Linked DNA regions of Homo sapiens: region 2 is linked to region 1. The links are chromatin loops, found by intact Hi-C in ENCODE. Cell type or tissue: heart left ventricle. All regions are shown on one strand. Links, peaks and the distances in the headings refer to the core of each region. The heading gives the core; the rest is flanking DNA.

Region 1 (10,558 bases), core at 1,407-9,406:
ACAGAGGTCTGACACGTCACAACCTCACAGACAGCAGGTCGGTCTTACCCACTCAGTCTGACATCCCACACCCTCCGCCACACACGCACAATTCCAGCCTGGGGAGTCCCACAGGGCCCCACAGATTGCAGCGACCCCGTCACGTCACGCCCAGACACACTGTCACACCCAGGGTCCCAGACGGAGCAGACACACCCCCAGGGTGGCAGACGCGGCCCTCACATGCCCAGCCCCAGCTCGTGCCTCGGCCTGAGGACAAGTGCTGGCTGCACATTCGCGGTGTGGTCGGCCTGCCCAACACGCCCTCATGACACACCCCGCCCACCTGCCCAGGGCTGCCGGCTGAGCTGGCACAGCCCCACAGGGCGGGGAGGGGAAACTGTGGGCTCAGCACCTTCCTCTGGCCGCGTGCGCACTGCCCCTGCCCTGCCACCCTGGCACCCAGGCCCGATGGGTGGCTCAGCCCCGTCGGGACAAGTCTGCCCCCGCCTGTGGCCGACCGCAGGGGCAGGGCAGGGGGTTTGGGGCTCCCCGCTTCCTCCCCCTGCCCCGCCCCTGCCTCTGCAGGCGGCCCGGGGCCACAGAGGGAAGTCGTGGGGGGAGCCTGGGTTCCGGCTGGAGCCCCAGCTTCCTGTCCAGCCCCCGTGGGGCAGGAAGCTGCTGGGGGAGGCCAGCTCAGGCCTTCCTGCCCCCTCCCCCGCCCCCAAGACGGGCCTGGGACCCGGGTCAGCAAGGGGGAGTGGGGAGATTGGTGGGTGAGAGAAAGCCCCTTCCCCCTTAGTCTCTGGACATGCAGAGTATTTGAGGTTCCAGTGTGGATTCGGATTTGTGTGTTCAGGAACTTATTGTGTGCGTGATTCCAAGCTTTGTGGCGTGAGCTGCGTCTGGCATGGGTGTTCTGGGGGCCTGTGTGCTGTTTGGTATGGATGGTCTTGTCTATGTGTGTCCCCAGCACGTGTTAGCTCCGTGTGTTTGTGGCTGCGCTGCATTTCTGGGGTGTGCGTCTGCATTTTGTATTTCTGCTGGGCAAGCTGTTGTATTTTCTGTGGGTTTTATGCTCTGGCACTGTTTGATTCTGCAAGTCGGCCATGTATCTGGGGCATATTGTGTGTCTGATATTTTTCTCAACATCTTCACTGTTCTTCTGAGTGTAAATTTGTGCATTTTTAAGTGTAAGTTTGACTTGAAATGTGGTGTTTTCTGCATATGTTAATCATCTGTGGGAATGGTGTTTCTCCAGGAGAGGGGAGTGAGTGTGTGTGTATATGTGTAAGACGGGGTCTTGCTCTGTCGCCTGGGCTGGAGTGCAATGGCGCGATCTTGTCTCACTGCAAGCTCCGCCTCCCAGGCTCAAGCGATTCTCCTGCCTCAGCCTCCCGAGTAGATGGGATTACAGGCACCCACCACCACACCCGTCTAATTTTTGTATTTTTAGTAGAGATGGGATTTCACCATGTTGGCCAGGCTGGTCTCGAACTCCTGACCTTGTAATCCACCCACCTTGGTCTCCCAAAGTGCTGAGACACAGGCATGAGCCACCGCGCCCGGCCGTGTGTGTTTCTTACATATGAGGCAGATGAGTTGAGTTGTTTCTGGGTTGCACTGTGATCAGTGCATGTGTCGCTGGTATTCTGAGCATGTTTGTCTACGTGGTGTGCATCCAGCATGCTTCCTGTGGTTCTCAGTGTTTGTCTGTGTGAGGGAGGGCTGTACTTCGGGGCTGTGTGTCCATCTCAGGGACTGGTGTTCCCAGCCTGTGGGTGCTGTGAGCAGGTGCTAAGGTGGTGTCTGCATGCTGTGTTCCCACATGTAGGCTGGTGACTGCAGTGTGTGGAGTTGTGTGGGTCTGTTTTGCATCATCGTTGAGGGGATTTCGCGTTCTCAGCAGGGGTGGATGTGTGTTTGTGAGCAGCTGCGAGTGTGGGTCCACATTGTGTGCTGGTGTTTTCAGGGGAGGGGGACAGGGTGCGTCCATGGAGCCGCCTGCATCATGAGCGGCCAGTGCCTGTTGGCCTCCATACCCAGCGCAGGCTGTGTCTGCGGCGCGTCCCCTTGCCGGCTGGTGCCACGCTGGCTCGGAGCTGGCTGTGGCAGCAGGCAAGGCAGGGCAGGGCAGGGGCTGTGGTGGGCACTGGACCCACGCCCAGCCTCGGTATAAATATCCCAGGCTGCCGGCGGCTGTGTTTGCTGTGTTTACTCGGCCTCAGCCCCGGCCGGGGGCGGCAGCAGCCCAGCAGGTCCTGGGGGCGGGGGTGACCAGGCCACAGCACAGACATTTCCTTCTGGCCAGACAGGCCCCGCAACCTTGCTGCCCCCTCCTGCGCCCTTTCTGGGTGGGCGAGAGGCGATGACCCCTCATTCTGGGTTTCCAGTGGCCGCCAGTGAGGCTCCAACCTGGATATCCCAGCCGGGCTTCCCAGAGTGTGGGAGACAGAGGAGATGGGGGGCACGGGGGGCGGGCCAAGACACACAGCAGCGAGAGGGAAAGGGCAAAGTGAGGAGAGGACAGAGCCCCCCAGAGGGAGACTCCAGCAGAGAAAGGGATGGGGAAACGAGGTGACAGGAGCTGAGAACAGAGATGGAGAATGGCTGGGGACACGGAGTGGAAAAGGTGGGGAGGAGAGGGAGGGAGGGAGGGAGGGAGAGGCATGGGAAAAACAAGGGAGGAGAGAGAGGGGAGACGGAAAGTCACGGGGAGACACCGACAGCCAGAGGTGTGGAGACAGAACGAGAAGACAGAGCAGTGGCGGTGAGGGAGGAAGGCAGAGGGCTGGAAAGAAACGCACAGAAGCAGGGAGAAGGGACGGGGGACAGAGGGACAGAGTGACTGGAGCTGGAGGGGGAAGAGTGCAGGGAGGCAGCTTGCTTTGGCAGGACGCATGGAGGTGTCAGACGTGGGGGGCGGGGTGGCGGCCAGGCCAGCGAGCCAGGCCAGGGCCAGGACGGACAGGAGACACGGGGGTGGGGGCCGGATGCCCACCTAGGGGTTGTCTCCCAGCGGGGCCCGCCCTCCCTGACTCAGCCTTTCCACCTACCCCGACCCCGGGAGAACTGGGAGGGGGATGGGAGGCACCCGCCCTGGGGCCCACCACCCCCAGGTCTCAGAGGCAGTGACCAGGGGGTGTGTCTCCCGTCATCCCTACCCCACTCTGTCTCCACCTCTCTTCCTGTCTCCCCATCTAATCCCTGTCCCTGGGACTGGCTCCACCTCTGTCTGTCAGCTAGATGCTCACGTCTTGACCATCTGACTAACCCTAATTCTGACTCAATTTCTGTGTCTCTCATCGCTTTTTAAAAACCTACACAACAAATTTACGTATAGCAAAGTATATTGTAAACAAATTTAATGACCAAATGATAGACTGGTAAAAAATGTGCCTATCACCAAGGGCTGATACCTTTCCTGTGGCCCAGGCCCTCTGCTCTTTAAAAATGGGGCACAAATACAGGCAGGTAAGAGACAGACAGCTCTCATCCTGCACTCTTGGCTTTCTGAGAGATATGACCCCAAGGTCCTGGAGTCTAGCTGCTGCTTCCTCCTCTGGGAAATAGAGGAGTGATATTGGTAGTACCTAGGGCATAGCACTGCTGGGACAATTCAGTGATTTGGGGACTGATCTCCATATCAAGATGACCTGATCCTGTCTGTGTGCGGGACAGTGGCTAGCACGGAGCCCTTGTTAGGCCCGCCTACCATCTGACCCTTCTCAAACCTTCCCGTCTGAGGACATCTGCATGCACACTTGTCCCTCCAATGCTGTCTCACTCTGGATGGCCCTGACACCTGAGAGGCCAGACAGCCAAGTGGTTTCTAGGACCTTTGTGATTCTAGGCCTGGGTTCCTGTTTCATTTCTGCCTCTGATGGCCGAGTGGCCTTGAGGAAGCAACATCTTTCCAGGCCTCCTTTGACCCACTTCACTAGTTCATGGGGCCATCTGAGGATCCAACCCGGTGTCAGGCACTTCGCTCGGGCCTGACAGAGGACAGAAGCGCTCCGTAGCAGAGGCTTTCGTTCTTTAATAGTCGCTCTGAGCATCTTGTCTGCCTCCATCCAGCTCTCACTTTCCCTGTCTGGCTCTAATTCTGGTTGACCCAGAGGGCATAGCTGAGGCTCGGAGGTCAGGAACCGTGGACTCCAGGAGGCAGTTTTGAGGGTCCTTCAGGCTTGGCCACGGCAGGATACCACCATTCCATCTCAGAGGCATGAGGAGTCCCTAGGCCCCGACTTGGTGACCCTTGCCCTGTGTGCCCCCTCAACAGTGGCCAGGCCCTCCTGTGTGTGTCTGCTGGGGGAGCAGGAGCCGGGTGTGGGGGCATGGGAAGGCGGGACGCCTGGGTTCCCACAGGCCCGGTGGCTGAGTCACCAGGCGGCCATCTGGCTCCCATTAGCCCAGGGCGGCAGGGGGCTCCATGGGGCGGGCCCTGCGGCCAGCTGGGGGCAGGGACGCTGGGGCAGGCTGTGTGTGGGATGACTCAGGACCCATGATAACAGCCTGTGCGCATTTGGGGAGTGTAAACAGGAGAGGGAGAGGAAGGCGGAGGAAGGGAAAATTGTGGTTGGGCAGAGGGGGGCTGGTGGGGCTGAGAAGGGTAGAGTCCCCCCTCCCTCTACACTCAAGCTGGCAGGCCCCGTGATCCACAGCCTGGGTCCTGGGGAGAGAAGAGAGCTGCCCCCATCCTCCCTGCCTGGGGTCTCCTCCCTCCCCTGGGGCTGTATTACTCAGTGGTCAGGGTTCTGCTGCCTATAGCAGCCAGGTTTGAGGGAAGGGGGAAGAAGGGGCCCAGAGCCTGGAGTGGGGGATCAAAACCCAGAGATAAAGGCTGAGAGACAGACAGAGAGGGACAGTGAGAGCAGAGGCCTAGAGAGGTGGAAATGTACAAGTAGAAAGAAGAGGCCCAGAGTGAGGCAGAAGGAGAGATGGGAACCTAACAGAAGCAAGGAGGCTCTGAGTGTGAGACACAGCGCAGACATAAACAGAGAGGGGGAGACAGACAGCACGGGAGGCAGCTGCGCTGGGGCCTAGGGGTCAGCACCGGAACCAAACTGGCCACTTCCAGCCACGAAAGGCCCTGCCAGCTGGCCTCCGGCAAGGGGAGGACTTTCACCTTGGGCCCTGCGGTGGAGACAGAGCCTAAGGCAGAGAGAGAGGGGGAGAAAGGGAGAGACAGCCAGCCAGAGCACTGGAAAGAGGGAGCGGGGGTAGGGAGAGAGACAGAAAGACAGAAAGAGACAGAAAGAAGCCCAGACAGACACCAAGAAAGACAGAGGCAGGAGACAGGGTGGGAGAGATGAGAAAGGGAACCCCAGAAACAGTGGGGGTGGGGGTTGTCTGAGATGAGACTAGACCCAGTGAGATGGTGGTGTGTGTGGGTTGTGGGGCACTGCCCTGATGTCCCCCTAGAGAAAGGGTCACTGAGCAGGCCTGGAATCAGCTGCCTTGTTGGGGATGGGGATGGGGCAGGCGGTGGGAAGGGTGGCGGCCATCAGTCCCCATCCAGCTCTGGGCTGGGCGCATCCTCAGGTTCTTCCTCATCAAAGTACCTCTCCTCCTCATCCCGTGCCACGATGTCGAGGTTGTCGAAGTCGGGGTTGTCGTCTACTGTGCTGCAGGAGGAGGAGGCTGTCAAGGACTGGGTCTCCCTGGGACCCTCGGATGCCCAGGTCAAAGGCCTGGGGCACCCTGATGTCAAAGGCCATGTGCTGGCAGCCGTCAGAGCTGACCCTCCCAAGGGAGATAGTGTTTAAAACTCTCAGGGTTTAAAACTCAAGGGAACATTTTCCAAATCAGAGTTTGCACAAAAACTCTGGGCTGGGCATGGTGGCTCATGCCTGCAATCCCAGCACTATGGGAGGCCAAGGCAGGAAGATGGCTTGAGCCCAGCAGTTGGAGCCCTGGGCAACAAAGGGAGACCCTGTCTCTACAAAAAAATTGAAAAAGTAGCCAGGCGTGGTGGTGAGCACCTGTAGTCCCAGCTTACTCAGTTGGCTGAGGCGGGAGGCTCACTTCAGGCCAGGAGGTCAAGGCTGCGGTGAGCTATGATCAAACCACCACATTCCAGCCTGGGTGACAAAGGAGACCCTGTCTAAAAAAAACCCCAAAGCTCTAGTTTTTCTTAAAAAGCTGTAAAATGTGGCGACACATGGGCTTACATTCTCAAGCAGGCAGTGGCTCTCAACAAAGAACCACTTGGGGGTAATTTTGCCCCCACGGCATTTTGACATTTTGACGTCATCACTGGGGGCTTGCTACTGCCCTCCAGTGGATAGAGGCCGGGATTAGCCAGAGCTGACCACAGGCAGGACAGCTGCCCATGCCCTAAGGCAGCAAGTAAACCCAGCAGCACGCACTTGGGTTGCCAAGCCTAGCTTGATTTGGCCACTCAGAGATCTCCTACCCCCTTGCGACCCCTTGCGACTGCTCCAGCCCCTTCTGCCCCTTGGTGCTGCTGGGGGCTCTGGCACCTACTATGGCCTCTGCCAGGAATGCTCCTCCCACTTCCTGCAGGCCTTTGCTGTCAGCCCCTCAGAGAGGCCTTCCCTAGCCACCCTGTCACTCCCCTCCCACTGCTTCACTTTTCCTCATGGCCCCATCACCATGAAGTGCTAGAAAATTCTAGATCTTCCTCACTAGAGTGGGACCCCTTTTCAGGCAGGGAAGCCTTTCGTTGGTTTTGGTCCCCGCCTTATCCCCAGAGCCTGTGGACATCACAGATGCTCAGCACATGCCAACTGAATGCACGGATGGGGGACACGTCGGGGCCACTGCTGCCCTCCCGAGGCAACACACTGTGGTCCCTGCCACCCCCAATTTCCTCCTGGGCCCTGGCTTGGGAACAGCAGTGATGCCTGCTGAATGAGGGTCCCCATGGTCCAGGCCCTCTGCTCACCACTTTGCGTGCAGGAACTGGGGCTCTGAGCAGGCCTGCCTGGCTGGAAGTGGAGCAGCCAGATTCCATTCAAGAGCCAGGGATCCCAGAATGGGAGGAGGCTCTGGTGACCATGGCTGGGCCCCACGGCAGGGGCAATCACAATTCCCACTTTCCTGATGAGCCCACCTCAGGACGGACGTAGGGTCCGCTTATGTGTGGTCACACATTTCACATGTCATCGGGGCTGGATGTGAAACCAAGGAGGGTCCTCTGCTGCTGGGCCCAGTGTTTGGGACCACAAGGCAAAGCTACCTTAAATGACAAAACCAATCTTTGACTGACACATCACTCTCCTGGGTCCTTTTCCAAAGCAGGTGGCCCACGTGTCTCAGCCCTGGGGTGCTACTGGAGAAATGAACAACTGTAACTGTGGGGGCAGCCAGTGCAGGCCCCTCCATGCCGGGCATGAACTTTGCCAGGGGTTACTTCCTGCAGCATGAGGAGGTCCAAGGTGAAGCGGAAGAGGTTGGGCTTCCTAGGGAGACTTGGGGGGCTTGGGGTAGTAGCCTCTGCCATTGCCAGGAGGGAAGTGTTTCAGGGTTTCATTGATACTGAGCTATATGTCATCCCTGTCCATCCCCTGCCTTAGAGGTGAGGAGACTGAGGGTCTGAGATGGACAAGGCTAGTCCGAGGTCACCCAGCCTCTTCCTTTGGCTGTTCAACCCCACATCCTGGAACTGTTTTGGGGCCTTGTAGCTCCACAAAGGGAGACCCCCACAGCTTGTTAAGGGCTCTGCATGTGACCAAAGGCCGTGGGATGCTGGGCTGGGGGATGGGGAGGTGGAGGCACAGGAGCACCTGTAGTCAAAGTCCCCGTCCTTGCCATCTAGGAAGCGCTGGTGCATGCGGCTGGTGAACTCCTCTCGCAGGATCAGCCTCTCCTCCGAGTCGGGAACCCAGGCCTCCGAGTCCTTGCCTGACCTCTGGTCTGCAGAGGGAGAGGAGAGGGGGTGTGAATGCGGGTGCACTCGGGCAGGCACTGAGCACAGAGTCCACAGAGAGCTGCTGCTCCTGTGCCCAGCCTTGCGCTGGGTGGCTCTGGGAACACACTAGTGACAGAGATGGCCCTGGTCCCTGCCCTCCAGGGACACGCATAAAACACATGACCATATAGTGCTCTGGAGACTGTATCCTCGGGTCAGGATCTGAGACCTGAAGGGTGGGAGGAGAGGCATTCCTGGCGGAGGGAACAGCCTGTCCAGACCTGGAGGCGAGGGTTCATTTGGTGCCTCAGAGTGGGGGATGGGGATGCTGCAGCGGTTGGAAGGGCATACACAGAGAGTCAGGCTGGGCAGGGGAGGGACGCAATGTCGGCTTTTGCAGGTTGGGGGCCCAGCCTGCTGCCATGAAGTGGAGACAGACAGGCCTAGGGCTGGGGTGTCTGGAATCTGGGGTCTTCCTGCTACTGGCCCTCACCTTCCTCGTCACTGTCCTCCTCCTCTTCCTCTTCCTCCAAGCAGGCCTCCTCCTCCTCCTGCTGTTGGAGCAGACGCTGCTGTAGCTCCCGCTCCTCGTAGGACTGGAGCAGCAAGTTGGAGAGCGGGCAAGCAGGTCTCCCGGGGGACCCGGGCTTGGGGGGCTGGTGGGTTGGGGTGCGGGCACTGAGCTCCTCCTGGGTGAGATACTGCCCGATGTACTGCTCATATAGCAGGGGGGCCCGGAACCGCATCTGCTCATCACTGAAGTACTCGCCCCCTGCACAGAGGAGAGACAGGGTGGGCATGGGGTGAGCGACTGAGCAGATAGTGTCCATGTGGGTATGTGTGTGATCATGCTTGTGGGATGATGTGCATACACAGTCCAAGTGTGTGTATGCACACATTCAAAAACACAGGAAAACATGCAGGCACCTGAGGTGCGCGTGAGTACTCATGCAGGCGCCTGAGGCGTGCGTGTGAATAATGCAGGCGCCTGAGGCATGCACGTGAATACTCATGCAGGTGCCTGAAGCTGTGTGCGCAAGCACTCATGCAGGCACCTGAGGTCATGTGCATGTGATTACTCGTGCAGGCACCTGAGTGTGTGTATGTGGCCCGGCCTCTATCTTCCTGTGTATTCATGTATTCATGCATCCAAGCATGTGTGTGCATGGGCAGACCTGGCTACATCCTGGCCTCTGAGGCTCTGACGGTCTGGAGCTCGTGTACAACTGTGTCCAGGCACGATGCACAAGCTCCTGCCCATGGACGTGTACATGGCCTATGTACACACACATGTCCTGTGAGGCCCAGCATATGCCCACAGACACCTGTCTGTCTGGGTGTCAGCATGCAGGACAATGCAGCAGAAGTTGTGTGTCTCTAGGTTGTGTGCCTGTTTGTGGGGCCCTAGTCTGGCTGGCAGTGGACACGCCTTCACTGTGGGGCGTGTATGTGTGTACATCCACGTGGATTTGGCATGTGTGTGCAAGGGATCAGGTCAGGTGGGGCATCTGCCCGTGTATCCCTGGGAAAGCCTCCTGGTGGTGGAAGGCCCTAGATCCATCCTCTCTCGAGTGCTCCTCTATGCAGCAACCCCTCAGGTGGGCCTGGCTTCCCCACTACCCCAAAACTTGAGTTCCCTGCATCACCCCTGGCTGCCTGTTTCTGCACGAGTGACTCTGTCCCTCAAATAACAGTTAAACCTGCCCTGGTCCCTCCCCTCCACTGGTCCTAGCCGTGTCTTCAGAGTCCAGGGCAAAGAAACTGCTCGGACTCCTGGCCTCTGCAGCACCATAGGCTGTGACTGTCCCTGTCCTGCTCAGCTTCCCCACTCCTGCCAGCAATCTTACCCCCAGCTGTTTGTGGCATCCTCTAGCAGACTCAGTTTTTTGAGATGGAGTCTCGCTCTGTTGCCCAGGCTGGAGTGTAGTGGTGTGATCTCGATTAACTCTAACTGCAACCTCCGCCTCCCGGGTTCAAGTGATTCTCCTGCCTCAGCCTCCTGAGTAGCTGGGATTATAGGCACCTGCCACAGTGCCTGGCTAATTTTTTTTGTATTTTTAGTAGAGCCGGGGTTTCACCATGTTGGCCAGGCTGGTCTTGAACTCCTTATCTCAAGTGATTTGCCTGCCTCGGCCTCCCAAAGTGCTGGGATTACAGGTCTGAGCCACTGTGCCCAGCCTCTAGCAGATTCAGTTTCTATCCCTCCTTCTCCCCAACTTGGATTATCACCCACCCCGGCTCTGGATCTCTCTCCATCTCTTCCTTTATCTCCATCTTTCTATCTTTCCTGCTTTTTTCAGTTTCTGTCACCTACCCCCACCTCATTCATCTTTCTTCTTTTTTTTTTTTTTTTGGCAACCTCCACCTCCCAGATTCATGTAATTCTCCTCCCTCAGCCTCCCAAGTAACTGAGATTACAGTTGCCTGCCACCACATGTGGCTAATTTTTTTGTATTTTTAGTAGAGATGGGGTTTCACCATGTTGGCCAGGCTGCTCTGGAACTCCTGACCTCAGGTCCACCCCCACCTCGCCCTCCCAAAGTGCTGGGATCACCGGCTTGAGTGACTGTGCCCGGCCCATCTTCCTTCTGTTTTCATCCTCATTTCCACATCTGTGTTTTTTTTTTTTTTTTTTGAGACAAGATCTGGCTTTATCGCCCAGGCTAGAGCTTAGTGGTGGGATCTCAGCTCACACAACTTCCA
Region 2 (10,558 bases), core at 1,761-9,760, 220 kb before region 1:
AATGTAGACATTTTGTCCACATGAGACATGTGAAATATTGCCATTACTAAATATTTGCAGGTCAAAAACTGTTTCCAAAACATTTTAAATAATCATCTGGCCTGTCTGTTTTAGAGCATTCAATTCTAGCTGAGGTCTGGGGACATGTGAAAGGAGCCACGGCCCGACTCCGTGCTGGGAAGAGTCAGACATTTTCCACAGCTCTGTCCTTTGCTGTGGGCTCTGCAACTCCTACCAATTAAAATTGCTTACGTTTTTGTTTTATTTTTACTAAAGAGGGGTTCCTAAAAGCTAACATTATACTGAGTATATGTAACTAAAACTACTAAGAAAACAATTTCACAATTATACAAATGTGCCAAGTAAATGAAAAAATAAACTGTATTTTAATAAAGGTTATAAAAAGAAAAACATATAGTGGTGTGAGGACTGTCTCAGGTCTTCACTGAGCAAGGGATCATGACATTCTATGGCGGACAGCTGACCTTGGCTTTCTGCTCCTCTTGATTATGTCTACTAAGTGACATACTTACTCTTTTTCCACCTGTCTTGCCTCTAAGGGTAACAGGTTTTATGAGATCCCTCCTAGTGCTTTGCAGGTCAGCCTCCCTTTGCTGCATTCCAATTTTACTGCCTATACCCTCCAGCTGGCTTTTGATGACAAAAGTCCTGGTCCCAGCCATTCTCAGATTCTGTCATCCCCGTGGGCACTATGGAGCTCAGCACTATGGGAGGTTCCCCAAAAATCTCGTTTTCTATGAGGAATGGCCACCACCTGCATCTCAGTGATGCTAGTGACCCCTTTCCTACTCCTGTGCTCACTGGTCCTCATGAAGATCCTGGTTGGTCTGTAGCCCCCTATTTTTCCTATTAAAGAGAAATTACAGTAAGACCAATTTGTGTGCAAAATCAATTTTAGGCTTATTACACTTGGCCTGATAATTTGCATAAAATGCAGCAAGAATTCATCGGCCATATAGGCTACTTTTGAGTTAATTTTCCTGGGTTTTTACCTAAAAATATACTATTTTGGTTAGAGTCTTGTGAAAATAACCAATGTGTTCAATTGTTTTATTTTAAAAGGCTCTTACTGAACACTATAAATATGTATAAGTTGAATATACAAACTATATTGTCATAAAATCACAACCCAAAATGTGGAGAACGCAGAGGGAAAGGTAAATTTGCTCGCAAAAACATACTTCACCCAAATAACTGGAAAAAAAAAAAGACTTTCATGACCCTTCTTTAACCAGAGCAGCAGCTTTCAAACAAGATGTTTGCCTTGGAAATGCCATTCACAAGCCAAACGGCCCTTGAGAGCTGTCTGTCAGGCACTGTAGAATCTAGCAGCTCCTCACAGAGTTAGAAATAGTTTCAGGAAAGAGATTCCCTGCTTTTAGTAACTGCACTTTATATTCCCAGATAGCGAGATTGTATGTAAACCATTTTTATCTTATTCTGGAACTCTTTTGGGTACTTTTTTTTTTTTTTTAAATGATGGAGTCTGGCTCTGTTGCTCAGGCTGGGGTGTAGTGGTGCGATTTCAGGGTATGAGAAAATGCAGCTGGACCTGGCTCTTTCCAGGAAGACCCTCACAGCCAAGGAGTCCAAAGCCTGGGGTTTTCATCTAATTCCAGTGTGACTGGGGTAGGAGCAGCTTTGGTGCTGGGTGTGTGTGTGTGTGTGTGTGTGTGTGTGTCTATGCCTGTGTCTGTTTAGGGTGTTAGGCTCGTGGTTGTCTAGATACAAATGTCCCAGGGCTCAGGAGCCCCAGGGTTATGTCAGGGGCACCAGATGAAGGTGTCAACAGAAGTTAGGGCACAAGGGACAAAGGTGAGAGCAAGGTTAGATTCATTTAGGTGCAAGAAATCATAGAGGGAGGAGGGAGAGGAAGGCCTCCTGCTACCACCGAGGAAGAAGCGCAGCTTAAGGCAGAAAGCCTGTCCGGAGAGGAAGTGAGTTTGAGGGCAGGGCTCTCTGGGTAAAGTACGGTCTGGGACACCAGCCTGGGGGAAGGGTACAGAATGCAGAGTGGCCTGGCGTGGGGACTAAGAACAGAGGAGAGCAGCTTTCACTGGGAGGGTCAGTGTTTTCAGTGTCCAGCACTGAGCAAGGTGAGATTTGGGCAGCTTGCTGTGAAATAAGGTCAGGCTCTGGCATTGTCCCCATTGCGTGTGTGTGTGAGGGGCACTTTGGGAGAGTGAACTCTCCACCTCCATCCTCTCATACGTCCTTCAACCGAGCTTGCCAGTTACCCTGATTCCAAGGAGATCTATTTATTGTTGACAATACTGGATCCTAGCAGAGGCTGGGTAGGAGCCTGGGCACAAGCAAGTGGAGGAGGGGGCCTGGGCCTGAAAGACCTGGGAGGTTTGAGAGAGGACACAGCCCACAGAATGGAGCAGATGGGGTAGAGTCGGCAAGCATTCAGGGCTCCTAGTAAGTTGGACAATGGAGACCCTGAAAGATCCAGTAAAACGGGGAGAACAAACAGGTCCCCAACTCACATCCTTGCAGTGCCTGGAGCTTCAGACTCCAGACAGGTGGGGAAGGAAAATTGAGGGATGTGAACATGTTGGAGAATGTCGTGCCCTGAAGAATGAAGAAAAGGGGGGTGAGGAATGAGAGCAGGAACGGCTTCCAGTGCCTGGTGCCCAGGAGAACTCAGAAAATGGGTGTGGTGGAGAGGAATCGAGGAACCGGAAGTGGTGGAAGTGTGCAGGGCCCCTCCGAGATCACTGTGACTGCCAGGCGTCCTCCCTGGCTGGAGAGCTTCACTGTCCTCCTTCCCAGCCAAAATGTGTCCCTTGAAAGCTTCCTCCCCAATGGACTGGTTCTGGGTCCTATATATTTGAAGGGGTGGCCTGCCTCTCCACACCTGTGGGTATTTCTAGTTGGGTGGGAGGAGAGACAGAGAAAAGAAATAAGACACAGAGACAAAGTATAAAGAAACAACAGTGGGTCCAGGGGACCAGCACTCAGCACACCAAGGGCCTGCACCGGCACCGGCCTCTGAGTTTCCTCAGTTTTTATTGATTATTATTTTCATTATTTCAGCAAAAAGGAATGTAGTAGGAGAGCAGGGTGATAATAAGGAGAAGGTCAATGAAAAACATGTGAGCAAAAGAATCTATATCATAATTAAGTTCAAGGGAAAGTACTATGCCTGGACGTGCACTCAGGCCAGATTTATGTTTCTCTCCACCCAAACATCTCAGTGGAGTAAAGAATAACAAGGCAGTATTACTGCAAACATGTCTCACCTCCCGCCACAGGGCAGCTTTTCTCCTATCTCAGAGTTGAACAAATGTACAATTGGGTTTTACACCGAGACATTCAGTTCTGAGGGGCAAGCAGGAGACAGTGGCCTTCCTCCATCTCGACTGCAAGAGGCTTTCCTCTTTTACTAATCCACCTCAGCACAGACCCTTTATGGGTGTTGGGCTGGGGGACAGTCAGGTCCTTCTCATCCCATGAGGCCATATTTCAGACTATCACATGGGGAGAAACCTTGGACAATACCCCGCTTTCAAGGGCAGAGGTCCCTGCGGCTTTCCACAGTGTATTGTGCCCCTGGTTTATTGAGACTAGAGAATGGCAATGACCTTTACCAAGTATACTGCTTGTAAATATTTTGTTAACAAGGCACATCCTGCACAGCCCTAGGTCCCTTAAACCTTGATTTCATACAACACATGTTTTTGTGAGCTCCAAGTTGGGTCAAAGTGGCTGGGTCAAAGTGGCTGGGGCAAAGCTACAAATTAACAACATCTCAGCAAAGCCATTGTTCAAAGTACAGGTCTTTTTCAAAATGGAGTCTCTTATGTCTTTCCTTTCTACATGGACACAGTGACAGTCTGATCTCTCTTTCCTTTCCCTACATATATTCATGGACCACAGTCTTCAAGGAGTCCATTTCCTCACTGTTTTTGGTTTGATTTCTCTGAAATTAGGAAATGCCCCATTGAGGCACCCAGGATTGTCTTTACTTCCCCCAGAGCTTCCACTCCTGAGGCAGGAGCTTCTCAAACACCCCCCAAGACTCAACACCTAATTTCACCCTCTGAAACCTTCCCATTTCTTAAATCCAGGCAGGGTCATGGTCCTTAGCCCCTCAGATGCTGTGGAGACCTTCTTTCCCTTTCATACATTCTCTCAAGATTAAAAGCCACCCCTCCTCAGCACACACCCCAGAGACTCACCCCAACATGCATTGCAAATCACCCTGGAAACAGTCATAAGACCACACTCATTTAATAATATTTTATTTATCAAAAGACACTCTTTCTCAGGTAAGTGAAGTTCTGGAGAGGAAAAGAGGAGTCCTGATGTAAATTGCCCTGCAGGCCTTGCTGAGATCACAAGGAGATTGTTACTGCAGCTTGTAGCACAATAGTAAATTTCTTCTCTGGATGGAAGTTCAACAATCCAGATCGTAGTATATTCCTTTTCATTATGCTCAGTCCAGCAAATGTGATGATAACAAATTCCTTTTCATGATCATCCATTCAGCAGAGAAAATGTTTGTAAATGTGTTTTCATGAAGATGTTTACCATAACATACAGGATTTACCATTATCAATGCATCCACAAACTCTGCTGTTGTTTTTTATACATAATTTTTTCCATCGAGAAGTGATAGTTGTACATATTCATGCTGTTCATATTTCAACCACAAACTCTGCTGGTTTTTTTATACGTAATTTTTTCCATTGAGAAGTGATACTTGTACATATTTGTGCTGTTCATATTTCATGTTTCATCATCCTTTTACAATAAATAGGTTATATTGTATTTTAAGTTTTTCTAACTGTAGTGCAGAAATTGTACTGGGTGTATACATAGATATCAAACCAAATTTACTTGTTCTGGCTGATAATGCATCATTTATTTCATAGATTATGTATTTCTTTGACACATTTCACGTACAACTAATTGCATAAAAATGAATTTTCTTTTAGTATAGACATCAGCATGTGCTTAATTCGGAATTTAATTGTCGAGTTAAACATCGTCATTGCCTTTTCCGTTGTTATTAATTGCTCTGGTGGGAATTTTGTTATCTCATACATAAGACAGTGTGCCACAATATCTCTTAAAATTTCAATGGCAATAAACTTTATATTTAAAAACAGGGAATCTATGGAAAACACATTTTTTTCTAAAGGATTAAAATATTTTTTTAAAATAATTTTCTAAAAAGTTAGGCACGGTAGCAAACGTCTAGAGTCCCAGCTACTCAGGAGGCTGAGACAGGAGGATTGCTTAAGCCTACGAGTTGGGGGCTGCAGTGAACTGTGATTGCACCACTACATTCCAGCCAGGGCAATAGAAGTTAACCCTTTTTCTAAAAAAAAAAAAAAAAGAAAGAAAGAAAGAAAAAAAGCAACAACACCAAAACCTCACCAACAAAATGGTAAAGAAAAAAAAAACAGCAATACAATGTAAGCTATTTGATCCAAAGAAGTCAATGAAATTTAAAACAAATGAAAGGGAAAAAGTAATACTTGAGTCCTGCAGGACTCAGTCCAAGTTCTGCTGTGCCTCCCTCACGGTGAGCCACCCCTTTAGAAGTCACTTGGGTCATAAGTTAACCCGATAGGAAGTGTCCTGGCCAATGAACTAGGGAGGTGGTAAATGGCACCATTTTAAATTTAAATTCACGGCCTTTTCAACGGATCAGTAGCCATGTTGGGTAAGAGTGCAAATGTCAGAGGTGAAAAGAGGCAGCAGGACCCTCCCCTAGTGCTTGGGCAACAGAAGGTGGAATCACTAAGGGGACAAGACTTTAGCATGCTCAAGTACACAGGACAGAAAACATGCTTTTTACAAAAGCTGGTAAATATGAAGAGGGAACATTTTCAAGTTCCTGTAACCAAGAACTACCGCCTGTAACCGGTGAAAGTGACTTTCTATGGCAAAAGCGTTTTTGAAAAGGTGAGGAAGTTAAATATCTTAATGTTGGGAGGTTCTTCTGGTTTATCTGGCTAGACCCTAATGGAATCCCAAGTGTCCTTATGGAGCGGGGAGCAGAGAGAGAGATTTGAGTCCAGACGAGGAAGAAGGTGATGTGAGTCTGGGTGCGGGACAGGGGGAGAATGATGCTATGTGGGGATCTGGGCTGGGGAATGACTTAGCTGCATGAGCGGAGTGACTTAGACTCCTGAACTAGAAGAAATCTAGGGCTCATCACCTCAGCAGCCCTAACCATCAACCTTATTTTTATTACAGGTCTTCCATCGACGGACTCCCTAAAAAGCCAGCGGCGTGGAGGGGCGCCCTCTATTGGACAAATAGATCTTGACTACTTTCGGCCCTCAAATAGCCTGACTAGGCAAATAACAAATAATAATAATTTTTTTTTAAATCATGGAAAATATTTTAAAAAACAATTAAAAAGTTATAAATCTATAAAATCTGCTTCTGTCTGTGTGTCTGTATATTTAGATGTCTCATGTGTACATAATGTTTCACTACCAAAATATATGATGAAACCCTCATTAATCGGCTTAGAAAACTAAACACCTAAATATTTTCTCAGAAAATACAAAAACTTTAACTCAAATCCCTTTTAATTCACCTGACTTTAAAAATCTTTAAAAAATAAAGCATGCTTTAAAATTATTAGTAAAGTAAAATTAGAACATCTTCAGAATTTAGACATTTGGTTTAAATTATACAGGTCAAATACTGCCCTTAGTAAATATTTTCAGGTCATAAACAACTCCTGTAATCTTTTAAATAATTGAATTACATGTCTGTTTTAGAGCTTTAAGTTCTAGCTAAAGCCTGGGGACAAATGAAGGGCACCATGCCCCCTCTCTGTGCTGGAAAGAGACATTTTCTACAGCTCTGACCCTTGCAGTAGGCTTTGCAACTGCTACCTATCAAAATTGCATACATCCTAAGTTTATTATTAAAAGGAGTTGCTTGGAGTTAACATTATAATGAATATATGTAACTAAAACTATTTCTCATACAAAGTATATGAAAAAGTAGAATGTATTTTTAATAAAAAGTTATAAAAAGACATGAACATATAGTTTTTATAAAAAACAGTAATTTTGTCTAGTTTTGCAGTTCTAAAAAGTTATGTTAAATTCAAAAATAAAAAATAACAAGACAAGACTCAAGGTTTAAATAAGTTGTAAAAGATTTGTAAAAATTAGTTCTATAAAAATTTTACAAAAAAAAGCATTGGTTAAAATTTAAGGAATTATTTTGTTTTTAAAGAAATTAAACATTCATTAAAAACACTCTGATACAAGGCCTTAATTTGGGTTCATGTATCAGAATAGCAGGGTTTTCTTAGAATATTAATCTATTCTTTAAAAGAACTATAAATGTTATGCAAACTTTATAAAAATCTTACCTTAGAGTCAAACTGATTAAAATTCCATAGATTTTACGTAAAATTTTATTAAAAATTAACTTCAACAAAAATAAAATTTGATTTTCTCCTTTAAACAAAAGTTTTGCGTAATATTAAATAATAAAGCATTTTTGTTTACCTTTTAAACTATAAACACACACACACATACACATACACCAACACTAAAGTCAGCTGACCTCATACTGTCTTTATTGGATATTCTTGTTTAAAAAACTATCTTCTTTGGAAAATAAAGTTTTTTATTTTAAACCATATTTTAAATTATCATTTTGACTAAATCCATAACATACAGTGATCTGTAATAATTCTATTTTATAATATCAAGTGTTTTGAAGAACTCCAGGAACAGCCATGAGAGAACACTGTGGTTTAGTAACACTTTATTTCCTCAGTTTGAAAATAGTTGTCTTTCTTGGGGAGGCTGGTTTCAGCAGATGAAAACGAGAGTCATGATGAAAATTACCCAGCAGTGGTTAGTGTGACCATAGGAACATTGTCATCAGGTCAGCAGAAAACATATCAGCAAATTTTTCTCATACTGGCAGTGTGTAGGGGTGGATGTTTACAGTTCCTGAAGCCCCAGTGGTCGTGTGGTCTTTTAGTTTTGCCATTTATAGGCAACTTGTGGTAACTAGCTCAATTAGACACATTCCTTATCACAAGGACAGAGGGCTTTCTGTATCCTAGGGTTCTTGCCTTGGCATTCCAGAAGAATCAGGTCACACGTGGACGTGGAGAATGAGTGCAAGGTTTTATTGAGTGGAAGTAGCTCTCAGCAGATGGGGGAGCCAGAAAGGAGATTGGTTTCTCCCTGGATTGGGGCCGTTCAGCAGCCCTGGCTCTCCTCTGACTGCCCCAGGCAAAATCCACATCGTTCTATAAGTCGGTGCCCTGCTGGTGTGCTGGTGCCTGTTGTCATGTTCCTCTTCATGTCCAGCCGCCTGTGTGTTCCTCCGCTGATGTGCTCCTCTCGACGTCAAGCCTCCTGTGTGTCTGACTGCTAGGGTCTTGGGGTTTTTATAAGCACAGGATGGGTCTTAGCAGGCCAGGATGATCTTGGGAAAGACAACATTCGGTCAGGAAAACAAAAATGCCTGTTGTCATCTAGGTCCGTGGGGACAAGCCCAGGTGTGGAGCTTTTAGCCAGGGACCACAGCCTCCTGTATCCAACACTTCCCTTCACCTTTTCTATATCATTCAAAGGGATCATGCCCTTCCCATCCCAGCACTTCACTTTCATGTCATTTGCCCCCTCTGAAGAGGTACATCTAACTGCCATTAGAATATGGATGATGACCAGTCTTAGCTGCTTCCTGCTGAAAGGGGGCATTGTTTTGGGGGAAAACGGCAGTCAGATTCCTCCCAGGGGTCTCTATAATAAAAGATCGAGGTGGCTACTTTCAGGAGGTCCTCTAATGTACTATCTGGTCCCAAGTCCCATTTCTGCAACCTCCTCCTGATGTCAGGAGCTGCCTGAGTAATAATTTTATCCTTTAGGATTATCTGTCCCTCGATTGAATTAGGAGATAGAGAGGTGTGATTTACCAAGGCCTCTCTTAGCCTCTCCAGGAAGGCAGTGGGATTTTCATCAAATCCCTGGTTAATTATGGACAACTTAGTATAATTGAGAGGCTTGGTCTTAGACCTACGTAAGCCCTCTATTATGCACACCTGAAAGTGTCTCCTCTTCCAGTCTTCCATCTCATTATTGGGATCCCATTTAGGGTCCTTCACTGGTGCTACTTCTCTTCCAGTTGGATAATATTCGCTCCCTTCCCTGATGCTATAGGTGATGCAAAGCTCATCCCCAAATCTCTCTGCTGCTGGCAGAGCAGCCTGCTTCTCAGTGTCTATCAGGTTCTGACTCAAAAGTAACATAACGTCTCTCCAGGAGAGTTCAAATGTTAGGGTGAAATTCTGGAAAGCTTCTATATATCTATCAGGGTCATCTGAACACTTGCCCAGATCTCCCTTAATTTGCTTTAAGTCTTGTAGGGAAAAGAGGACTTGGACCTTACTGGGCCCAAATTCACTGGGCATCTGTAGGAGGGGCAAGAGTGAGACTGGGCTTGTTTGGGATGAAGATTTCTAGGAGGGGCCAGGTGAGAGGCTGAAGCTGGATACGGAGGTTGGGGTGGACCCAGAGGAGCAGGGCTTGAGGGAGCTGGCACGTCAGCTGGGGGTGCGTCTGGGACTCGTGTCTTTAATTCCCTGGGCTTGACCCTGGCAGCCTTCCCCGAGACAGCAAACAGGAGGGCTGGAACAATCCTACATGTCAGCAAAGGTCTGGATTGCTTTGCAAGGTATAGAAAGCCTGCACATTTGGGGCCTCAGACCATGTGTCCTCACATCCAGAGAAAAGTTCTAATTGCAGGATGGTATTGAAATGAATGGTCCCTTCCTGAAGCCAAGCCAGTCCTTCCTGTAAACCATAATTTGGCCAAACCTATGTGCGGAGGGCTATGAGATGCTTTTCCTCTGGATTCTGAGGGTCAAAACAGTCCCAATGGTTCAGGATACACTCAAGGGGAGTACAAGCTGGGGGTGGTGAGGAGAACTGGCTGCCCATTCTGAAAGACAGGGAATAGAGGTGTTCCTCATTTCCCTTCCTTCTTTTGGCAAAAAGCTCAGGGTGTGATGGGGAGGGAAAGCAAGCATCTTCACTTCACTTTCCACCTCTTACCCCTGCGCCCTGGCAACCTTGGCAGGTGCCGGCCACAGGTACAAATGCGGTATGTACCCATGAAGCAGGGAGAACCTGGAGATTAGGAATTAACTGCCCTCACCTATGTTTCCTTTTCTCCCTGCTGTTGAAAAACTTTGAGTTCCCTGGGCCTTTTTATCCCATGAGGCATGGCCTCCTTCTGTGGGATGGGGTTCAGTCAGCAGGAATTGGTCCTGTCCATTTACATTGTGCCTGTTGCCTGGCTTTGAATTCCTCAGACCTGCTTTCTCTTTCTAGGGCCTCAGCCTGAAGCTTGGAATTGAGTTTGGGACTGAAAAAGCATTTCAGAGGCTGTTTATATCCATTTAGTGCCTCAAATAAGCCCTGCTGAATTTGCAATTATCAGCCAGCAGGGGTCACTCCTCTGTTAACTTCCCTATTAGAAACAGAGCGGTGGGGATTCTCACTTAGAAAAGAAAAAAAGAGAAAAACAGTTA

Evidence for each region. A loop is a pair of places that touch in the nucleus more often than their neighbours do. Peaks named below come from ENCODE experiments on the same cell type or tissue, not always from the same donor. Only the 100,000 strongest peaks of a DNase experiment are listed, where the experiment ranks them.
Region 2: it touches region 1 in a loop (2.1-fold over the local background); 3 of 110 quality-filtered maps call a loop at or near these places.

What each region holds. Positions count from the first base shown.
Region 1 is chr19:41,317,643-41,328,200 of GRCh38, reverse strand. CCDC97 (coiled-coil domain containing 97) reads right to left here. Exons shown (of 5, transcript NM_052848.3): 3 at 8,349-8,627; 4 at 7,731-7,860; 5 at 3,328-5,606. The coding sequence ends at 5,486. Among named protein-coding and RNA genes, the nearest start is that of CCDC97, 13 kb to the right of the region's middle. RefSeq lists enhancers at 1,502-1,641, 1,970-2,739, 2,740-3,509, 4,280-5,049, 7,532-8,269 and 1 more and silencers at 3,001-3,100, 4,338-4,387, 5,148-5,634, 5,803-6,097, 6,183-6,477 and 2 more. In heart left ventricle, for the core only: a CTCF peak has its summit at 6,264 (motif pointing left); DNase peaks (open chromatin) are centred at 2,221, 2,960, 4,410, 5,070 and 1 weaker place; H3K4me3 peaks cover 1,597 bases; H3K27ac peaks cover 5,227 bases.
Region 2 is chr19:41,537,905-41,548,462 of GRCh38, reverse strand. No RefSeq gene overlaps it. Among named protein-coding and RNA genes, the nearest start is that of LINC01480, 7.7 kb to the right of the region's middle. In heart left ventricle, for the core only: a CTCF peak has its summit at 6,291 (motif pointing left); DNase peaks (open chromatin) are centred at 2,684 and 6,262; H3K27ac peaks cover 387 bases; H3K27me3 peaks cover 1,070 bases.